2 separate regions of the Homo sapiens genome follow, and region 2 is linked to region 1. Evidence: chromatin loops called from intact Hi-C (ENCODE). Cell type or tissue: ascending aorta. All regions are shown on one strand. Links, peaks and the distances in the headings refer to the core of each region. The heading gives the core; the rest is flanking DNA.

What was found. Peaks named below come from ENCODE experiments on the same cell type or tissue, not always from the same donor. Only the 100,000 strongest peaks of a DNase experiment are listed, where the experiment ranks them.
Region 2: it touches region 1 in a loop (1.9-fold over the local background); 2 of 110 quality-filtered maps call a loop at or near these places.

The regions. Positions count from the first base shown.
Region 1 is chr1:40,706,439-40,711,808 of GRCh38, reverse strand. The region is part of intron 1 of NFYC (nuclear transcription factor Y subunit gamma); the gene reads right to left. Among named protein-coding and RNA genes, the nearest start is that of NFYC-AS1, 17 kb to the right of the region's middle. RefSeq lists an enhancer at 2,277-2,903 and a silencer at 2,946-2,995. In ascending aorta, for the core only: no CTCF peak of the experiment used is centred there; a DNase peak (open chromatin) is centred at 2,558; H3K4me3 peaks cover 2,917 bases; H3K27ac peaks cover 2,701 bases.
Region 2 is chr1:40,779,612-40,784,981 of GRCh38, reverse strand. KCNQ4 (potassium voltage-gated channel subfamily Q member 4) reads right to left here and starts at 1,195. Exons shown (of 14, transcript NM_004700.4): 1 at 575-1,195. The coding sequence starts at 888. In ascending aorta, for the core only: a CTCF peak has its summit at 2,154 (motif pointing right); DNase peaks (open chromatin) are centred at 519, 1,241 and 2,406; H3K4me3 peaks cover 2,459 bases; H3K27ac peaks cover 1,497 bases.

The DNA.
Region 1 (5,370 bases), core at 249-5,248:
CCTCCCCCACTTACACACACAGCCACCCATGGCCTAAATTAGAGTTAGCTCTCTAGAAGGTCTTTGCTCTTTCTGGAAGCAAAGTTTTCTTCATTTGTCTAGTAAACATTTATCTGGCTGAAGTGTTAAATACCATTTGACATACACTAAAAAATAACTTAGTCATCAAAGGTTTTGTACAGGCATGCCCATGTGCATTTTTCCAGGTAGTGGGTCATTCTCAAAGAGAATGGTGAAGAACCTCGGCTAGAGGCAGTGACTGGGCATCTTTCCAAGAAGCCAAATCCACAAAGTTCTCAAGTTTATAGTTTACTTCATACTGTACCACACCTTCACTTTTGCCTCCCCTGCTGCAGGCCTTCTCCTAGGGCCAACAGGGTCAAGTCAGCACCTACAACTGTTTTTAAAATCATATATATAATCTGGAACAACTGATAACATATAAATAATCAATGACAAACAAATAAATTTAAATCAAAATAACTACCTCTTAAAATGTAATCCTTAACACATACTTCTTCATCTTAGGACTTAAATTCCCAGAATGAACATTTTCTTATTATAAGCATTCTAATTCCCCAAAACTTTCACAAATACAACTACTCTGAACTCCTAAAATACTATCTATCCCCTTCACTAAGAACCCTCTAGATTACAAAGAAGACAAGGTAGCATGCAAGGAATTCTGAATCTGTTAGGCAGTTCACTCAGCTATCATACCAAAAGAATTTAGAATTTTTTGCTGGGGGGAGGGAAGTAAAAAGAGTGGGAGAGAGAATGAATGCAGCCCTATTGTCTTATTCCCTGAAAATTCCTAATCTGAATCTATAACATATTCCTACTAACCACTCGACTTGAATATCAGAAGTACAGTCTCTTTTCATCTTAAATAGAGCTTTTCAGTCCAAATCTGTATAAACAAACTTTGTCCTTCAATCTTTCAACTCCCCAGCAGTTTTTCAAGGTCACTTTTGCAAGCAACGACAGAGGCCTGCATCCAGGAACTTTGACTTGCTATATCATTACAACTCCAAGAGCCCCGAATCTAAATCCTATCAGTCCTCTAAGGTAAATCCTTTATTAGAGGGGAAGCTAGGGAAGGCAAATCGACACCCTCGAAACTTCTCCTCTAATAGGGCCTGCTCCTTTTCCGTACCCAGAGACTAAGTGCTGCTGGCTGACGGCTCCACACTGAGTCTGCTGCAGAAATGTTCCAATGACCTTCATTCCATATTTGCAAATAAAAAGAAAACAAAGAATTGCATTTTAAAATCAGGTGTATTATAGATCTTAGTATGTGGGATTGAAGATTTCACTGTTCATGAGAACTGGCTGGTTACTGATTAGCAACCTACATTAGCTTTATATCCATAAAGAGAAAAATATATACATATCAAGGGCAAAAGATAGGGTGCCTATACTCTTAACTTTCCTATTCACAAACTGCAGGATTTTAAATATTTAATACGGAAAAATGGAAAGCACTTTGCTCACATCATTTTAAAGAACTAAATCAACACCTGACAAAATGTGTGAAATCTGTGGAAAAATATTTGCTCATCACTGTCAATATAAGTGAAGATATTTCTAACCAGCATTCTAAGCTAAAATGTGCATTAAAAACAAAGATTGTTACTACATTAACTACTACTTATTAGAATCTAGAGGTAGACTGGTAAATCAAGAAAGTTATGGGAAAATTTCACACTGGCATGTGGGCCTTCACCATTAGAACCTGCAGCAGTGCAAATCGTATTTTCACACAAATTTCTAACAGCAACAGTGTTGCTTCCATATCTGAAAACACAGATGTCAACAAAGTGCATGGAAATAGAAAAACTCTCACAACAACCCAGCTTATTCCGTAGGAAAGCTTCAGGGCACTTGAACAAAGGAAAATTATTTGGAAAACAGTTAAGTTTACCCAATGCAAAGAGAAAAGTGTTTTGCTTCTGTGTGCCCCTGAAAAATGATTAGCCTTTCTCCATGTACCTGATCTTGTCGATACCCAACTAGGAAAGAAATCCTAGTTGAAGGACATGCAAAATCTAAACACAGCAAGGTATTCTAGGTGCACCAAAAGGTATGCATGGAATGTAAAGTGGCCATTTTCTGAACAGTGCAACTTGTCTACACTCTCTGAAGCTAAACAGTTTCTATCATTTCAACACAAAACAAAGAATTAAACTTACCGGGAACTGCATTAATTTTACATGTAGTTATTTATACCTCCACCGACTGGGAGAATTTAAGTCACTCCTATCCCTACCCCCCAAAGGACGGAGGAAACAAAAGGCAGCAGGAGATGCAGAAACATGAGTCTGGAATGTCCACTCCACTGAAAACCCGAACAGCTGTCCTCCCACCCCCCAACAAACTATTCGCCATTTTTCTTTGTCTTTCAGCTGACCCCTGCCTCAGTGAAAAACTCCGAGGCTCCAATGAAGCCCTGCAGCCTCCTTCCACTTTAACAGTCAAAGGCATTCAATCTAGCATGCTATTTGACACCAAACCTTGCCTCCACAGTGGTCCCATTGGCTGAACTGCTTTATCGGCTAAGAACACAAAGCCACGATTGGCTGTTCACGTCATCAGTTACCTCTTTTGTACACTTCCTGTTTTAAAGTTACCTTGAGAAGCAGAACAGGGGTCAGATTCAGACTTCAAACTATGGGGAACTCTAAGGCGTGGAAATGTCTGGCAAATGCACATAGCAGCTGCACTAGGGCATCATGTGCTTCTAAAACAGAATATTGAAAATTTAGAATTGTTCTTAAAAACAAGCCAAAGGGTTGTTAGTGTTCCCACCCACGGGATTTCTTATTGGCTGTCAGAGTTCCATTTAAAAAATTTAAGGTAATTTAACTGCTTCTGATTGGCCATCAAAGATGTCTGTAAGATACTGCTACGGTATCCTATGGCAATAGACCAGAGAAGCAATGTGCACAAGGTCGGAAAGTTGTGACCATCTTCAGTTTTCTGTTGAGCATTAACAGAAGAAAAACAAAACTGGGTAGGGCTAATCCAAAGAAAATACAGCTTCTTTAACACTAACAGAGTGATGCCAATGGCCATACAATAGTTTGCATGATTTCTAAAAGGCATCTGTCATTATGTTAGTGGCACTTTAAAGGCACAGACTGGTATCAAGGCAAAGCACTTTATTTTAAAACACAAACTAATTTAAATAGGAAAATTTTAAGGTAATGTATGAAGTTAGCGGCAGGGACAATGGAAGTGGCATTTCTAGAAAGTCAACCAGGAACCTAAGAAGGAAATATAATGATAAGGGGTTGGGGGGAATGACAAAAAAGCTAGAACATTAGTGAATACAATCATCCCCTGGTATCCATGGGAGACTGGTTCCAGGATACTCCCCAGCCAACCCTCTCATGGATACCAAAATCCTTGGGTGCTCATGTCCCTAATATAAAATGGTATAGTATTTGCATAAAACACTTGCACATTCCCATGTATACTTGTTTTTAAGAGATGGTGTCTCACTATGTTGCTAGGCTGCAATGCAGTAGCTATGCAGGCACAATCAGGGCACAACAGCCTCAAACTCCTGGGCTCAAGCAATCTTCCCACTGCAGCTTCCAACTTGGGTGAAACTACAGGTGCATGTCACTTTGCCCAGCTTCCTCCATACTTTAAATAATCGCTAGGTTATGTATAATACCTAATAAAATGTAAATGCTATATATGTAGTTGTTATACTGTATTGTTTAGGGAATAATGACAAGAAAAAAAGTCTGCATATGTTCCGTACAGACACAATTTTTAAAAATATTTTTGACCCATGGTTGGTTAAATCCTTAGATGCAGAGGGCTGACGATGTATTACTAAAAGCACATTATAATTTGATGGACTAACTGATTTATTTAGGGCAGTCACAGAGTTTGACATTCCAGAGGATAAATTCGTTATTTCTTTCATTCTTTTTTTTTTTTTTTTTGAGATAGGGTCTGGCTCTGTCACCGAAGCTGGGGTGTTGCTGGGGTGTAGAGGCACGATCTCGGCTTACTGCAGCCTCCGCCTCCTGGGCTCAAGCGATCTTCCCACCTTAGCCTCCTGAGTAGCTAGGACTACAGGTGTGTGCTACCACCCCCGCTAATTTTTCTATTTCTTTCTTTTCTTGTTTTTTTTTTTTCTTTTTTTAAATTGGTAGAGATGGGTTCTCACCATGTTGCCCAGGCTGGTCTCGAACTTCTGGGCTGAAGGGATTCTCCTGCCCCTGCCTCCCGAAGTGCTGGGATTACAGGCGTGAGCCACTGTGCCTGGACGAGGATAAATTTTTCTCTCTCTCTCTCTTTTTTTTTTTTTTGGAGATGGAGTCTCACTCTGTTGCCTAGGCTGGAGTGCAGCGGCGTGATCTTGACTCACTGCAACCTCCACCTCCTGGGTTCAAGTGATCTACTTAGTAGCTGGGACTACAGGCACCCACCACCATGCCCAGCTAATTTTTGTATTTTTAGTAGAGATAGGGTTTGACTATGGTGGCCAGGCTGGTCTTGAACTCCTGACCTCAAGTGATCCACCTACCTCGGCCTCCTGAAGTGCTGGGATTACAGGAGTGAGCCACTGCACCCCAGCCTTCTACCATATATATATAAAAAAATTTTCTTTTTTTTTTTTGAGGCAGAGTCTCCCTCTGTCACCTAGGCTAGAGTACAACGGTGCGATCTCAGCTCGCAGCAACCTCTGCCTCCTGGGTTCAAGCGATTCTCATGCCTCGGCCTCCCGAGTAGCTAGGATTACAGGTGCCCACCACCACATCCGACTAATTTTTGTAGTTTTAGTAGAGACAGGGTTTCACCATGTGGGCCAGGGTGGTTTCAAACTCCTGACCTCAGAAAACCTACCCACCTCGGTCTCCCAAAGTGCTGGGATTACAGGCATGAGCCACCACGCCCGGCCCCATATTTTTAAGAATAAGCACAGCAGAGCTGATCTCAGAAGAGATATTATAAGTATTCTTACTAGTCTCACTGTGGTTATTGAAAACATTCCAAGGTGCTGAAGTCTACCAGTGGTAGTCAAAGATTTTCTTATGGATTTTGGACCAACTGCTTCGGTTTTTTAAGAGGCAGCTCCTAATGTGGTGAAAATCAATTAGCATGTTTTTCTTTTCTTTTCATTATTTTTTTTTAGCAACACATTCAAATACAAGCATCTCACCATTCATTACCTGAGGCCTTTAACAATCTCCTTAGATCTGCTTCCTCCCACCAAAGCTAAATATCCTAGGACTGAAAAATACAATTGTTTTGCTAGGTAGACGAGCTCTTTTCTAGAAACTCCTCATTTGACCATACATGAGAACTCATCCTTGACATGTGCAGAGATTCAGCAGGGACCCGAAATAG
Region 2 (5,370 bases), core at 233-5,232, 73 kb before region 1:
GGACACAGCATATGCGAGTGTCAGGGCCCAGGGGGCCCACAGGGACCCCCACACACCCACAGTCAGCTGGGCAGGGGTAGGAATGAGGGCCGCCCTGGAGAGGAGCACCCCTGAGGGGAGCCCTTCATAGCTCAGAGCTGGGGAGCAGGTGACAGAAGCGTGTGGGAGCCAAGGGTTCCTCTTTGTGTCTGGGACACAGGGAGGCAGGGGTGGGGAAGAGGAAAAGGGCGCCCACTCCAGGGGCCCCAGACTTCGCCAAGCGGACTTGGGGGAGGCAGCTGGCGGTCGGGAGTACCTGGGACAGAGGAGCAGAGATTGGCGGTCAGGATGGAAATAAGCAGTTGCGGTGCGGGGAGGTCAGAAGCGAGGTCAAGCAGGGGTCAGGCCTGGGAGATCAGGGCTTAGGGTCGGGCTCAGCGAGGGGATCAGAAACCGGGCTTAGGCCTGGGGGGAGAGAGATGAGGGTCGGCCCTGAGGCAGGGGGGTAGAAGGCGGAGCCAGGGCGGGGCGGCCGTGCCCCGGGAGGCCAGGCTTGCGCGGGGAAACGCGGAAGGGCGCGGGGTCGCAAACTCACATGAAGACGTGGTAGACGAAGGCCCAGCCGCGGGGCCGCTCCAGCACGTTGTAGACCCAGTTCTGCAGGCGGCGGTAGCGCTTGTGCGCGGCCGAGGAGCGCTGGCCGCAGGCGGAGCCCGAGCCGGAGCCCGGCCCAGGGAGGGGCGCGCCCGGCGGCAGGGGGCTGCCCAGGAGGCCGAGGCGGCGCGGGGAGCCGCCCCCGCCCGCCTCGCCCTGTTCGCTCTGCACGGCCGTGAGCGCCACTAGCTCCGCGCGGGGGGCGTCCCCGGGCGGGGGACCCAGGCCGAGGCGGCGCGGGGGGGCCTCGGCCATGGGCGGCGCCGGGCTGGGGGCGCCGGGGCCCGGGCACGGTCCGGGGCGGGGGCGCGCTCGGGGCGCTCAGAGACGCATGGCTCGGACCCGGGGCCAGAGGGGCGACCCGGGGCGGGCGCGGGCGGCGGGGGCTAGGGGCCGGGCCGGGGCCGCGGGCGGGCGCTCGGAGCCTGGGGGCCGCCGGAGCCCGCACTGACCTCCCGCTTCCCCGGCGACTGGGGCTGCTCTTTCCGACTCCAACTCTCTTATTACGCGCTCCATGCCGCTCGCCTTTCCACCTGCCACCGGCGCGCGCCGCTCACATGTCACCCTCCCCCGCCCCGCCCCTCCCCCGCCCGCCCCGCGGCCGCCTTCCCAAATCGGGAGGGAGCGAGCGAGCAAGCGAGGCGAGGCGGAGGGAGGGAACGCGCGGAGCAGGCGGCGGGGCAGGGCGCACGGGCGGCCGAGTTGGTGCCTGGGCCGAACCGCGTGGCGGGGGCAGCGCGCGGGGCCGGGAAGCCGGACGCGTGCAAGTGGTGTCCACCGCTGCGTGGGGCAGTGTGGCCCCGAAGGCCAGCCCGGGGTGGGACGCCTCGTGTGTGCTTGTGGAAAGTGGAATGTGGAGTTGTGGCCGCGGGCGGCAGGGGAAGGGACGCAGTGTCCCGTGGAGTTTAGGTGTAGACCGGTGGAACGGCGTCTACTTGTGTGTGCAGGGTGGGTGGCTGTGGGTCTACCAGGTGCGGGGATGGAGTCAGTGAGGTGTGAGTTATGGGTCGGGTGTGGGTGGCTGCGAAAGTGGAGGTGGAGTCCGAAGGGGATGAGGTGTGTCCGTTGGGGTCGAGCACTGTGTGCCTGGTGCGGGTGCTTAAAGTGTGCCCAGTGCTGTGTGTGGCTGGGTGGGCAGCGGCGGTTGTCCTGCTCTTACCTGAAAGGCCTGGAGCCCACGGGCTGCTAGGCAGCATCAGGGTGTGTGGAACACAGTGGGCCTGGGTGTGTCTTTCTCCCACCAACTGCCACCTCTGAGCTTCCCTTCATCGTGATGGGGGAAGAGCCACCCTGCCCAGAAGAGGATCCTCCCCGATGGAGGGGCCTGCTCCCCTGCCCCACTCCCAGGTCAGGGAACTGGGTTTGGGCAGATGGAGTGTTGGGAGATGAGCTCTAAGCCAGCCTTAGAGGGGACACACACCCCCTACCCAAGGCCCACAGAATCCCAGCCAGAAAAGGGGATACTTTGTCCCAGGGCATTCCCTCTCCAGCTGGAAAGTTTTTCTTAGTCCCCGACCTCCATCTCTCTGGCTGTAGGGGGCAGTCCCTCTCCTTTAGCCCTCCTGGGCCCTGCACAGGGTTGGTAACTTGGGTTTCCCGATCCTCTTTCCCTCTTCCTCCACGGAAAGCTGCGGCCACACCAGCCGCTCCCTCCGCAGGCCCTGCCCCAGGGTGAGCCTTCCGCAGCAAACTCTTCCCGGTTCCTCCGGGAGGATCTCGAGGGACGAAGCCGAGCGGGAGGGGCGGGGGAAGGGGCGGGAAGGCGAGCTCGATTCTCAGCTGTCAGCAAAGGCAGCATTGATCTGCTGAGCGCCAGTGAGGGAGGGAGGGAGGCAGGGCCGTGGGCTGCAGGGATCTGTGGGGTCCCTAAACTGGGCTTGGCAACCGGCCCACACCCCTACCCCATAGTGATCCTTTCCCCTCTGCCTAGCTGGGGGTGCCCTCTGGGGTCTGACCTGAATCTCTTCTGCTGCTCCTGGTCCAGGTGTGCCCAGGGCCAGAGCCGGGTGCCCCAGGGCAGGTTATGCCCGGATCCTCTACTGGAAGCTGGGGACAGTTTCTGGACCCCAAGGCCCCACTAGGGATGTGGTGCCTGGGCTGAGTTAACCCATCTTCTCTCTATGAGCTGAAGATGGCACCCCCAAAATATGCAGCACTGTCCTCCCTCTGTGGAACTGCCTGGCTGGTTCTTCTCAATCATAGATCCTGGGAAATGGGACTAAGGTCTAGGACATGAAAGGTGCACAGGAAAGCAGTTGCAAGCGCCCTGGGGGTGTTTCTAGGGGGTCTTTTTGAGGCTCTTGTTCTGTAGCAGAAATGGAATTTGAATTCAGGTTGCCCTTAACACCCAGAATATCTGAAACTGGGTCTGTTCTGGGAAATCTAATCTTCAAGCTCAGCATCACCTCTGGATCCCATGGCTCTCTTCCCAGCTGGGGGACTACAAAGGTCCCTTCCCCACCTTGTGAGGAGCCCTCACTGCAGGGAGTGTCTCATCATTCCCAACTCCAGCTCCAGATTACCTGCTCAAAGGCAGCAGAAAGAGGAAAGAGACTGTGGTTGCAGCTAGAGGGATGGAAGTTAGATCTCAGGAAGGACTTTCATAGGGCATAGAAGCCTGTTTCTCCTGCGGGCGTATGGGTAATGGAGGGACACAGAACTCTTCCTAAGGGGTGAGAGGGATGGGGGAGATGGTTCCAGGAGGCCACAGCAAATTTACTTGGCATATGTGTACACATGGAAGAGTGGAAGGGCCAGAAGAGAAAGTCCAGTTCAGAGAGGACAGGTGGCCACTCTTAGGGTCACCGGGTGGCCTTCCTGCGCCATCCGGATTCCCAGGACATGACTGGGAGGACGGACTTTCCCCACCACAACCTTTAGTGACTAAGACACTTTTCTGAGCAAACAGCTGTCTCAGGCTCCCTCAATTGGCCCCTCTGCTGGAGGGGACTGGACACCGTGGTTCCCTACCCTCCTCCTTCCCTCTCCCACCTGTTCCCCTGACCCCACCCTCAGCAGTTTCCTTTCCACCCCCAGGCCCTGTCTCCACCCTGGTAACACTGCGAAAGCTTCCCTGCCCCACTGAGGAGACAGACGCACTCACTAAGACTCACTCCCACCTGGGCAAGTCTCTTCCCCACCCTGGACTTGTTTCCCCATCTGTGCAAGAAGTGGGCAGGGCTCCAAGATCTTCTGTAATTCATCACTGTCCCCATCAGCCATCAATGGAGCAAGTATTGACTGAGAGGAAGGGTGGGAGGGCGAGTGCTTCCATTTGCTGAGTGCCATCTGTGTGCCAGGCCCAGTCCCTTTTGGGCCAGAGAGCAGCAGCTTGCTTGAGACAGCTGAGGCTCTGAGAGGCACAGGGACTCACCTAAGTCTACACAGCCTATTGGTGACCCCCAGAACTGTGACCTGTGCTTTCCACTGACTGGCACCTGCCGGCTGGGCACTGGGTGCTGGGAGCTGAGGATAACCATACACGGCCAATCCTTGTTCTCTAGAACTTACTCGTGCCAAGGGATCAAACTTCCAGGTCTGAAAGGATGGAGGGCAGGAAGTGGCTAGGACTATGGTCTCTCAGGCTAGGCTCAAGCCTGTCAGTGATTCCCACTGTGACCCCAGGTCAATCAAGGGCTCAGGTTCCTTTCCTGGAGTGAGAGGTGGGGTGGTTTAAGTCAGTGATTTTTAGACTTTATCAGCAATGGAATCCTTTTTACCGACAGAATTGTAAGGTAGCACCCCAATGTGTACAAAGCTTTGGAGCAGAAGTGCGCTAGTTGAATCGAGGCGAGGAGGTCTGGGTTCCACTCACTTGCCTCCTAAAATCTCTCTGCCTGCTAGCCACCTGACCCTGGGCTTTCTTACAGCTCCAAGGGTTGCTAGAGCTCAGAGGAGGGAGAAGTCTCCACAGGCAATGGCAGAGGGAGCTTTCTTGGGGACAGGAGTGGGGAGGACTGGGAGAGACGCAGAGAAGTACAACCAATAATGCCTGCAGCTACCATTAATGAGGCCTGCAGTCAATCCTAAGCCTTATGCAGGATGTTTTACCTGCATTGTCTATTTCAGCATCCCCACAACCTTGTGCGGTAATACTGTTCACGGTCCCATGTTACACTCAAGAAGACTGAGGCTCAGTGAAGAGACTTGCCTTGTATGGCTGTTAATTCACTCAGGTGCTGCTTTAATGTGTGTGTGTGTGTGTGTGTGTGTGTGTGTGTGTGTGTGTGTACTGGTGTGGGAAGAATGTTACAGAGCATTCGGAAGAGCAAGCTTAGCCAGGGGCACGCAGGAGGACTTGAATGCCAGGATGGAGGGTCCAATTTGGCCTGATAAGAAACAGGGAGCCTGGCCAGGCCCTGAGGCTGGGCATGCTGCAGAGGCTGTGGCTCCCTAGGAGAGAACCCAGGATGGGTGAAGTGGGAGGCACCAGCATCCAGAGAGGCTGGCAGTGCCAGGGGCAGAAAGAGCCCTAAACTACAAGTCATGGCTGGGCTTCCAGTCCTAGCTCCACCTGTGGAATACCTGGGGACCTTGGGCAAGTCACTCCACCTCTTCCCCACTTTCCCTGGCTATCAGCACTGAATGCAATAATGCATGAAAAAGTTAGAGACCATGCAGGGGGCTGTACGCACGTGACCCATTCGTCTGACTGCTCTTCAGGTACGTGTTTCAGGTGGAGCAGGGAGATGCTCTGGGAATTCCCTGGTCCTAGCAGTTCTTCTCAATCTAGGAAGC